Regions from separate parts of the Homo sapiens genome. Here region 1 is linked to region 2. A link is a contact called in ENCODE Hi-C or POLR2A ChIA-PET data. All regions are on one chromosome and are shown on one strand. The core of a region is the stretch at or near the end of the contact, and the rest is flanking DNA. Distances in the headings are between cores, read along the strand shown.

Region 1 (5,001 bases), core at 1,892-4,391, 2.7 Mb after region 2:
GAGTAGGAAGGGTAGGGGGAATTTTCAGAATTAAGAGCAAAACTTTGGATAAATCAGAAGTAAAATCTACCAGTAAATAAACCAACCAATAAAATATACTCTATTTTCTTGTCATCACTGCTTCTAAAGATCTTAACACCAATCTTAATACGGAAGAAATTTTAATTCTTAAATGATGGCATAGGGAGAGTCATTCTCCTTATCTTTATGCTAACTGTTCATCAAATGATTGAAATTCATAATATCAAAACAAAGTAAGAGCACTGCATTAAAAAGTATTCTCATTTAACTTATATCAATGTCACATAACCAGAGTAACTGTTGCTTACATGGTTCTCACTCCCCTTTTTATAAAGTGAGCAGGTGGCACATTTTATCAGCCCTATATTACAGATGGAGAAAACTGACTCAGATGTGGGATAGCGTGCCTGGAGTTGTAGACCAATTCAGTGTCAAACTTGGAACAGACACTAATTGCTTAATTCTTCTGTGTTCATTAAGCTACTAAAAACATTATTTTTTCATGATGTTTTTTGGTGATTTTGTTTGTCCCAGGAAACAGAAAATTCTTTGTCAGCAGTCATTTCATAAACATTTCAAAATGGGCAAAGATACTCAAGGAAACAAGCTACTCATCAACTAGAATACTGCACACTAAGGGACAAAATTAAAACTGCCTAGCCTGCTAAAAATCTAATCCTGTCCTTGCCAATTAACCTTATTAACACTAGAGTAGGAGAAAAGAGAGGTCAAAATATAGGTGAAGGTGCCATTCATTTCCTTCTGGATTTCAAATGATATGACAATTACTGCACAACAGAGATTTTTACCTCTGCTGTTCCTTAAGTAACACGACCCCTATTCTCCAAATAAAAACTTACCAACAAGTTGAGCAGTCTCAAATTAGAATACTAGCAATCATGACAATTTTCAAAATACTGGCTATCATTAGATGTCACCCAACTGAAATTCATGCTATAAACATATGTAGAGAAACTCTTTACGGAAAAAAGTTCATTTTAATGTAAATTTCCCTGTTAATCTAAACAGATTAACGTTATTACAACATGTATCTGGCTTTCTACTCCGACTCATTAGGTATTATAGTTTCATATGTTGGCACAAGATCTCCAAAGATTTATTAGAGGCATAAAAAAATTCCAAATGAATCATCTATAGATCAAGCATCATATATCACAAAAAGTATTAAACAGGAACACATTTCATAAACAGCGAAATTTAAAGGTCACCCTCTGTATTCCGTTATTCATCCTTTTGCTTACCAAATCTACTTCACACTGACTTAAAGCATCATTTACAAAAAATTCTCTTCTGGCATTGGCAGAGATCTCACCAAAGATCAAAGATCTGAACTTTTTTTTTTTTTAAACAAAAACCCCAGGTTAAATACACTCTTTCCTTCACGAGAGCCCCCACACAGTACAATCTAATTTGACATAACTTTGTTTCGGGGTTAAAAAAAATCCCAAACAAAACCTTTAAATTTTCCAATTCAAAAACGATTCCTGATAAGCCTACCTTAGAGTTCGAAAACAAATAAGATTAAAGCCCAACCATCTAAAGAAAAAGAACCCTACGACAGCCCCACCGGAATACACAAATCGCCAAGCCCCGTGCAGATTCAATCTAAAATCGCGCCCGACAGAGATATAAGGACATTCAGGAGAAAGCTTTTAGGCACCCGCGAATCTCTCAGTGCGCCAGTGAGGGGAATGGGAACCTGACCCCATCTTTTCATCCACTGAGAGAAAAGCAAAGGAAATGAAATGGAACCCTTCTCTTCACCGAGGAGGACCAAAGACCTTCTTAGAGTGTCGGTCGGTCCTCCCTCCCCCACCCCCTGACTCCGGCCGCTCCACGGACCGCAGGGACTGTCCTACCGCTCCCCTTCACGCAACCATCAGAGAATCCTCTCAAAAACACAGACCCGATGAGGAGTGGCTTCCCCGCCTTTCCCCTGTGCCGAGAAGGGATCCCGGTCGCCAACAACAAAGACGCTTCCCGCTCCCCTCCCCCCGCCGGCCCGGGCTCGTCCCTCCCGCGCTGCGGCTCCCGGCCTAGCGCCCCCTCCCCGAGCCGGGCTGCGGCGTCCCCAAACCCCGAGGCCGCACGCACCTGCACCTGAGCGGCCCGGGCCGAAGCGCCGGGCAGAAGGGGTCGAGAGAGAACCGCAGCCGACGCGCTGTCCTCCACAAGGCGAGATCCGCGCTCCGGGCGCCGTCCGACTCTCTCCGCCTGCAGACTGGCCCGACAGAGGAGCGGGGACCAGGGCTACAGCCCCCGGCGCCGGGGCGAAGAAGGACGGCGGCGCCCCAGGGGCCCCGCTCACGCTCCCGAGTCTCGCCTCGCGCCGGCCCTGCTCCTCCACAAGAGCTCGCGTTCTGCTGACTAACGGCCCCGGTGCGGGGCGCTGGAGCGGCCGCCGCTGCCCGTCGGTTGCTCTCGGGCCTCACGTCCCGCGCGGCCGTGGTCGCAGCCGCCGCCGCCACCGCCTCCCTTTCTGGCACTGCAGACGCCACCCAGACCTAGCCAGGTCTTCCTTCTCTTTAATCCTGCTTTCTTTGCTCCTCCTCAGCCTGCCAAGCGCGAGGCTCGTTCCGGTAGCGGGAGGAAGACTGGAGGGGAACGGAGGGGACGAGCACAATCCCCACTGAGCCAGGAGTTGGCCACTGACTGGAGGAAGGTGCCAAAGCTGACCCCGGCTCCAGCCTACTAGCGGGCGGGGGGAGAGACGGAGCCCAGCCTTGCCTCACTTCCACCAATCAGAGGCCGCCCGGCAGGGTGGGAGGCGCTCTGAGCTCAAGGAGAGGCTGAGCTCGCTCAGCAGGAGGCGGGGATTGCGGAAAAGAAGAACCAATAGGAACAAAGGTTCCCCGCCCCTTTGATTTGATGGACTACACATTCGGGCCAATGGGGGAATTCTCATTTCGAAGAAAGTGGGACTTGTTCTCCGGGTTTGAGAAAGAGGCTGCGCGGAGCCGGAGGGGTCGAGGCTGCGCCGCGTGGAGTGGCTTGGCTTAACAGCAGGGAGGGCAGAGCGATGCTCTTTGACCTCCCAGAAGAGTCACGTGGGCTGACCCAGAGCCGGGGCGGAAAGGCTGCGTTTGTTTCTTCCGGGTCATTGACAGAAGCGTCAATTCCTGGGAGTAGTTCGTTGGTTTTCTTTCCCCTCATCCTTTTGCCTGCTCCCGGCGAGGGGTGGCTTTGATTTCGGCGATGAGCTCCCAGAAAGGCAACGTGGCTCGTTCCAGACCTCAGAAGCACCAGAATACGTTTAGCTTCAAAAATGACAAGTTCGATAAAAGTGTGCAGACCAAGGTAGGAACCTGCCTGTTGCACCGTCTTTGACTCCAGGAAGGAATGGCTCACTGGAGAGGGGAGAGAGGAAATGAGAGGAGTCGGCTGGGGCGAGTGTGGACCGCAGCCCAGAGTTAGTCTTGGCTGCAGTGCAACTCTTTCTAAAATGTTATTCTCACGCCCTTTCTTTGACCTGGACATGTTGTCTCCTGGTAAATATTTGATGGTCAGCACACTTAACTAATTGCACAGAGTGAACAGGACCCTAATGAAATCTAAGGTGCAGATGGGGCAGTTACGTCGTTCAGCGTTCCCATCTGGATCACATTAGCAGAGGGAAACGAGGATTGTGGCATGAGTGGCTTTTTCAAATTTTACACCAAGTTTATGCAGCTACGATTTTTTTTTCCAAAAACCCCAAGCCCATAGAGGAAATGTGAATGATTAAGCTGTCTTAGGCTGTCCTCACTAGTATTGTGTGAAATTTCTGTTTTGTAACAATTGTTTTGAAGATAAAAATATTTGGTTAATGTAAAAATACTTGTTTTGCTGTTTATCTTTAGCAGGACTTCTGTAAAGTCCTGCTAAAAAATTCAGACTGTCTAGATAGCCAGAGGACTTGGGTTGTATATAAGTACTAATTTGCAGGCCGGGCGCCGTGGCTCAAAGTGCTGTAATCCCAGCACTTTGGGAGGCCGAAGCGGGTGGATCACCTGAGGTCAGGAGTTCGAGAACGACCTGGTCAACATGGCGAAACTCCATCTGTACTAAAAATACAAAAATTAGCCGGGCGTGGTGGCGGGCGCTTGTAATCTCAGCACTTTGGGAGGCCGAGGTGGTGGGCGGATCACCTGAGGTCAGAAGTTCGAGAACGACCTGGCCAACATGGCGAAACTCCCAATCTGCTAAAAATACAAAAATTAGCCGACGTGGTGACGGGTGCCGGTAATCCCAGCTACTCGGGAGGCTGAGGCAGGGGAATCGCTTGAACCCTGGAGGCGGTGGTTGCAGTGAGCTGAGATCACATCACTGCACTCCTGGGCGACAGAGCAAGACTCCGTCTCAAAAAACAAAAACAAAAAACTACTAATTTGCTCTTTGCTGTGAATCTCTCTCCCTGTCTCCATAGCTGTATGGAGAGAAAATCATTGACAACAGGGGCATATTAGGGGCCAGCATCACTCAGATAAACCTAATATTCACAAAAGTTATGGAGCTCAAATTTACTAGGTGTGCGGCTTGAGTGAGTTGTATAATATTTAATTTCTCTGAGCCTTACTTTGGTCTCAAATGCAAATTTGTCAGGATTGTTGGGAGGCGAAACTATATGATTATGCATAAATGGCCTAGGTCATAGTAAGTGTTCAATAAGTGATTAATTTCCCGACATTGATTGGGAAAGCAAAGTCATCTGTTTTTGGTAACCTGTGATCTCCTTTTCCTTTCCTCTTTCTTTCTTTGCTTATTCTACAAATATTTAATAAGCACCTTCCGTGTGCAAGGCCCTGTGTTCATAGGTATACCGTGTTCAAAAGAGCTGACTCTCCCTTCACGGAGTTTATAGTTTCTAGGTGATATGGGCAAAAAGAAAGCAGAAAGATAAGTAAATACAAATTATGATAAATATTGGTGAAGGGCAACACAGCTCAGTAAGGGAGAATAAGGAAGAATATTTTAAATTAA
Region 2 (5,564 bases), core at 396-2,895:
AGCCCACATCATTAAGGTGTGGCCACCTTTCAAGTGCTATCATTTTTATTAGTCAGCACCACCTAATTTGGGAAATATTTTATTTTTTTTTCCTTTTTTTTGATTAAAACAATTTTTAAAAAATAGAGATGGGGTCTCACTATGTTGCCCAGACTGGTCTCAAACTCGTGGGCTCAAGTGATTCTCCTGCCTTGCCTTCCCAAAGTGCTGGGATTACAGGCATGAGCCACCGTGCCTGGCCAGATTTGGGAAACATTTTATAAATAGGTGCTTAGATCAGGAGAGCAATGCCTTACATCAGGAATACAACCAAAATGTCTAAGTCCGGAGACTCGAGGCAAAGTGGGAAACGTTACTCACAGTGCTTTTTATCCAGAGGCGTGGACTTAGTTACTCCAAAGGAGTCCAGAAGCATAACACTTCTGGAGAGGCATCTACTGGACTTGTTTTTCCACGAAACTTCTAGACTTGTTTTGATCAGGCAGGAAGTGAAGCAACTTTTCAGGGAGAGAGCCCAGCATCTGCATCTCCTCTGGGACAGACCACACCTTTTACCTTCTACTTGTGAGCCTAGGACGAGTTTTGCTTTCCAATTAAGGGAAGAGCAGGGCAGGCAAAACTATTCTCTTACAAGATGGTTTTTTAAGATTTCAAACCCAAGGTTATATTTTTAATCGGTACCTGTTTGGATTCTCCAAATTAATTTATATGCTCTTAAAATAAAGACACTTAACGTCACTGCACAATTCTTTGCACATGGAGGACTTCGAAAGGAATAAGCACACTGAATTGCATTAGATGAATCCTGTCAGATAAGCACTTGTGACCTACTGGCAACCTTTTATAAGCTGATGATGGGAGAGGAGTTTCAATCTCTTTATTGGAGTTGTTGGAAATGTGCCAAAGAGATAACCTGGAATATATTGTCCTGAAAAGTCCTGTTTTAATATTTAATACGAACATCTTATAACCCTCGGAATTCGGGTAGGCAGTTGTTGGGCTGAGAAATGTGGGGTACAAGGCCGTGTATGTGTTGGTTAGCCGGGCAGGCCTCTAGACAGGACCTAAAACTTTGAGGTTTTCCCAGTTCGACTCTTCGTAGGAGAACTGAAGCTGCCTGTGTGAGGCCCTGCGAACCTCGCCAAAAAGTCTTCCTACAGGATGCCCCCGCGACCTCACCGGGGAAACACCGCGGACAGTCGGGCCAGCAGCGCCCGGAGCTCACTCCAGGTCTCCAAACTTGCAGCACTTCCCAGAGCGCGCGCGCTCGGAGCGGGACCTGCTTGCTCCAGTGCACGCCGCGGAGCGAACCATCGGGCTGGCGGGGGTGGAGGGGTGCAGGCGTGGGGGCTGCGGGCCGCTCGGGCCTTGGGCTTCTCCTGCCGCCGCCGCCGCCTCCCGCCCCCGGCCAGGAGTCGCGCGTGACGCGGTTCGCCGCAGGAGCCTCGAAGGCGCGGCGCCGGCGAGCCCTTCCCCGGCAGGCGCGTGGGTGGTAGCGGCCAATTTGACAGTTTCCCGGGCCGGGCGGCCAGCGCGGAGGCGCCACGCTCGGGTCGGGGGCGGGCTGACGCCGCCGCCGCCGCGGGAGGAGGGACAAAGGGGTGGGTCCCCGCGGGTCGGCACCCCGGCGGTTGGGCTGCGGGTCAGAGCACTGTCCGGTGGTGCCCAGGAGGAGTAGGAGCAGGAGCAGAAGCAGAAGCGGGGTCCGGAGCTGCGCGCCTACGCGGGACCTGTGTCCGAAATGCCGGTGCGAGGAGACCGCGGGTTTCCACCCCGGCGGGAGCTGTCAGGTTGGCTCCGCGTAAGTGCCTCCTTGTGCCGCGCGGTTGGGAGGAGGGTCGTGAGCGTGAGCGTGGGAGCGCTGGGGGCTCTGCTCGCGTGCTGCTCTGAAGTTGTTCCCCGATGCGCCGTAGGAAGCTGGGATTCTCCCATCCGGACGTGGGACGCAGGGGAGGGGTAGGTTTCACCGTCCGGGCTGATGACTCGTGGCCTCCGGGGCTCCTGGAACCTTTACTCTGAAGTCACTTGGGCTGGAGATTAAGGCGCGAGTAGGGGACACTGTCTTGAACCCGGTGTCCTGGATTTCTGCTGGCTTGGAGGCATCTCGTGTCTGTTGTGTCGCTTGCATGTCTTTGTGTTTTCCTTCTCTATTTCAAACCACACTCGGTATTGATGCAAAGTTACAGGCTTGTGTACGTGAGAGAAACTGAAAACTCATCACAGAGCAGAATCCCTTTTCCCTTTCAATCAGCTGCGTCTGTAATAGAAGTAAAAGTTGTTTTTTTTTTTTTTTTTTTCCAGTAGGGAATGGGGATGGAGGTTTGGAAGGACCCACAAAAGAGGAGTGTGATGAATGCTTTGTATTCTAGTACTAGCCTACCTGTCACCAGTTCTTTTTATGTCTTCATTTGTCAAGTTTCTGCTTTTACACGGTAGTTTAAGTTATAAATAATCAGGGATTTCTACCACAGGGTTTTAACATTCTTGAAATGTGGACAAACTTGGGAGTGAGTGCTCCCGCGCTTAGTAATGGAATACAGCCTCCCACCTCTATTTCAGCTTCAGTTCTTAGGCTAGGCTGCTTTTCTGGCAGCTGTCTGGCCTGAGTAATGATGGTTGTGGTTTCCCTGAAGTTCCCAGCGGAGAGTCATCCCATGATAGAAACTGCCTTGCGCTTCTCACTCACGCTCTCAGCCCGGGGAATCCCAGCGGGGAGGAGGGAGGGAGGTCGTTTTCTTCAGCTCCCCAGGTGGTCTGTGCTGGGTGTGCTGACGGTCCTTTTGGGAAAACAGGTCCACCTTTGCCAGCGTAATTCAGAAAGAGATGTAATTTTCTGAGAGCACACACCTGGGCAGGAGATCGCTTGAAGTGAGAAATTCGTAGTGGTAAATGTATTTGTAGCAAAGTACCACTGCATATCCTGCTTGAGAGGATGAAATTTGATTATTTAGTAAGTTTTCATGAACAACTCCACTTCAGTGTGGGGATTACGCAGATGAGCAAGAGCGTGGCTCTGTCACACAGTCCCGTTGGGAAAGCCTGCAACTCATTAAGAATCCGATGAGTGCCATTTAGAAATGTGGACAGGGTACTGGAGCTTCCTCATTGTGGGGAGATGGCAGAAGCGGAGGTGCTTTACTAAAGCACCGGTGGCTTTTGAGGTGTTTCTTGTGTTTTTTTCAGAACTACTTCTGCAGTGGGGCCACTTTATTTCTTTTCAGAGCTACTTATGCAGATTGATGAAGGGGAACTTTCCCCTCTGAAATGCTGCTGTAACTTTTTCAGTACCATCCAGATATTATAATACTGAATGAGCCCCTACTCCTGCCAGTCACTGTGGGGGATACAAAGATGAACAAGATTCAATTTCTGCATTTAGGGGTCTAGTGGACCTGAAACTGTTAGACTTTACTCTGCAATCTGTGTCGGGATTCCTGAGACTGAGGGAGGGAATGTATGATGCCGATGCACACTCTGCAATACAGAAATTTAGCAAAGAGTGGGATTGGTCCTATATGCATTCCCTTCAGGGGATTCTTGCTGGGAATAAAGGGCATTTGAACAGTTACCTCACCCGAGCAAGCCACTATAGAAAATGGGGCCAGTAATGCGCCCACCTCACCGGGCTGAGTGAGGTCTGAATGAAATGACAGAGAGTACAAGGCATGTGGTGGATGCTACGTAAATGGTGGTAGCTAGTAATAGGAACAAAACGGGTGCTGAAAACTCTTAAGTGTTGGGTCCTGGGTTGATAAGGGAGGTGAGATCTAAAGATACAAGTAGGAGGTGCCAGGTAGGTGTCCAGGAAAAAACTGAAAGAGTTGTTGTTCACACTCTGTTAAAAGGCCTTGAAGGCCATAACGAAGCTTTGGGTGGGGGGAAGTCAGAAATCCCTCATGTATTAAATGACTTGACTTTCCCTACAAAAGAAGCGAACCAGTTTCCCAGTAAACATCCCACCCCATAACTATTTTTGAGGCATTCATAGGCTTAAGACCAATGAATTTTTACATCACCCCCGGGGGAATTGCATTTGCAATGACTTCTGCCTACATTTAACTTTTGATCTAGTTCTTTGTACACTGACAAAAGTTCACAGCCAACCATTTCTCTTCAGGACAAGTGTGAGAACTTTCTGCATACTGCTGAAGGCAAGGGAGATTTTGAGTTTAGCAAGGTTTTCTCTCCTTAAGAAGGTTATCTTTTTACGAGACACAAGTTATTGAAACTAGGCGGGGCCACTTTAGTCCTGTGTACAATAATATGTGTAGTAATATAAATAGTAATTTAAAAAGTCATGCAGACTTGGTTGGGGAGAGGCATGAAGTTTGGGTGTGGTGGGGGCGGGGTGAAGCGGTAGAAGGGTTCGCAATCACTGCTGAAACTTTCAACATATTCTACCAACAATATGAGCCACCAGGGAATTCCTTGCCTCATCTCTAGAACGAATCCCATTAAGCAGTTGTGGCTACAGATGAATTTATCTAGGTTGAGAGCTGATTCCCAATAACATGCCTCATTGATTTGACTCTAAGCAGTAATCAGGGGCCCAACAGTTGTTGGACCAACCAGCCTTGATTTTCCAGAGAAGGTGATTTGGTATATGGTAGTGTCTGAGGGTGAGATTGCCCCAGATGGGAGTGGAGGGAAGCAGAACAGTTTTCTCTGGTGTTTTACTGAGTTTTTGTCTTGATCCTAAATCCAAGGGTTAGGGTCAGAAACACAGACTCAGAGGTTAGATTTAACACCCATTTAGTGGGTTAAACACATCAATGGTTATGTGAACTTTGTTAAGGTTTAAAAAGCTATTTAGGGCCTGTTTCTCCCTCATAGGAATTTTTGCAATCAGCCTTTTTAGTAGATGCCCATATAGAAAGTGAATTTGGGAGGGTCTAAGGTGGTATTACTATTAAACTTTTTGAAAAGGCTGTGTGATAGCAATGGAAAAAAAAATTCAGGCATGGAAATCCAATATGCAGTATTGCAGTAGCTAGTTTTAATTTTATTTTTGTTTTTTTGGTTTTTTTTTTGGAGATGGAGTCTTGCTCTGTTGCCCAGGCTGAAGTGTGGTGGTGCGGTCTTGGCTCACTGCAACCTCTGCCTCCCGGGTTCAAGCGGTTCTCTTGCTTCAGCCTTCAAAGTAGCTGGGATTACAGAAGTGAGCCACCGTGCCCGGCCACTAGTTTTAATTTTGGATGGTACCTAGGAAAGCAGTTGAGCTAGTATGCTGCATACATTGTAGTGTGAGAGGCAGAGTTCCGAGTTGGAGAGTGTCTGCTTCCACTTTTTCCATTTGATTAGGAAAAGCACTTCTTAGAACTGGGTGACTGACAGCTAGAGCCCCAGAAGACCTGCACAAGCTGGGGCAATGGCTACCCATAACAGTGACGGCTCCATTCTGTTTTTTAAAGGGATTGGTGTCTCTATCATCCAGCTGGCCATTAAACAACCAAAGCTTCATCATCCTAGATAACCTGTGAGCTCTCAGAGGAGACAGAGTAAGGACTATCATACCCCCAAAATACCTAATCATTTAATAAAGCATTTTCTCTACCTTTTATGCT

The links. Hi-C counts contacts between places; a loop is a spot of excess contacts on that map. ChIA-PET counts read pairs that join two places held with the same protein, here RNA polymerase II (POLR2A). Pooled maps may share reads with other maps.
Region 1: a pooled map shows a loop between it and region 2 (6-fold over the local background). The contact joins the promoter of C9orf85 here to the promoter of TJP2 in region 2. A Hi-C loop is called at or near these places in 5 of 50 pooled maps. POLR2A ChIA-PET finds 5 or more read pairs at or near these places in 2 of 52 experiments (OCI-LY7 and T-cell).

What each region holds. Positions count from the first base shown.
Region 1 is chr9:71,908,498-71,913,498 of GRCh38, forward strand. C9orf85 (chromosome 9 open reading frame 85) reads left to right here and starts at 3,142. Exons shown (of 4, transcript NM_182505.5): 1 at 3,142-3,339. The coding sequence starts at 3,238. ABHD17B (abhydrolase domain containing 17B, depalmitoylase) reads right to left here and starts at 2,696. Exons shown (of 4, transcript NM_001025780.3): 1 at 2,137-2,696. RefSeq lists a silencer at 2,220-2,459 and enhancers at 2,910-3,219, 3,290-3,339, 3,350-3,409.
Region 2 is chr9:69,172,632-69,178,195 of GRCh38, forward strand. TJP2 (tight junction protein 2) reads left to right here and starts at 1,646. Exons shown (of 23, transcript NM_004817.4): 1 at 1,646-1,801. The coding sequence starts at 1,742. RefSeq lists a silencer at 1,235-1,664 and an enhancer at 2,555-2,744.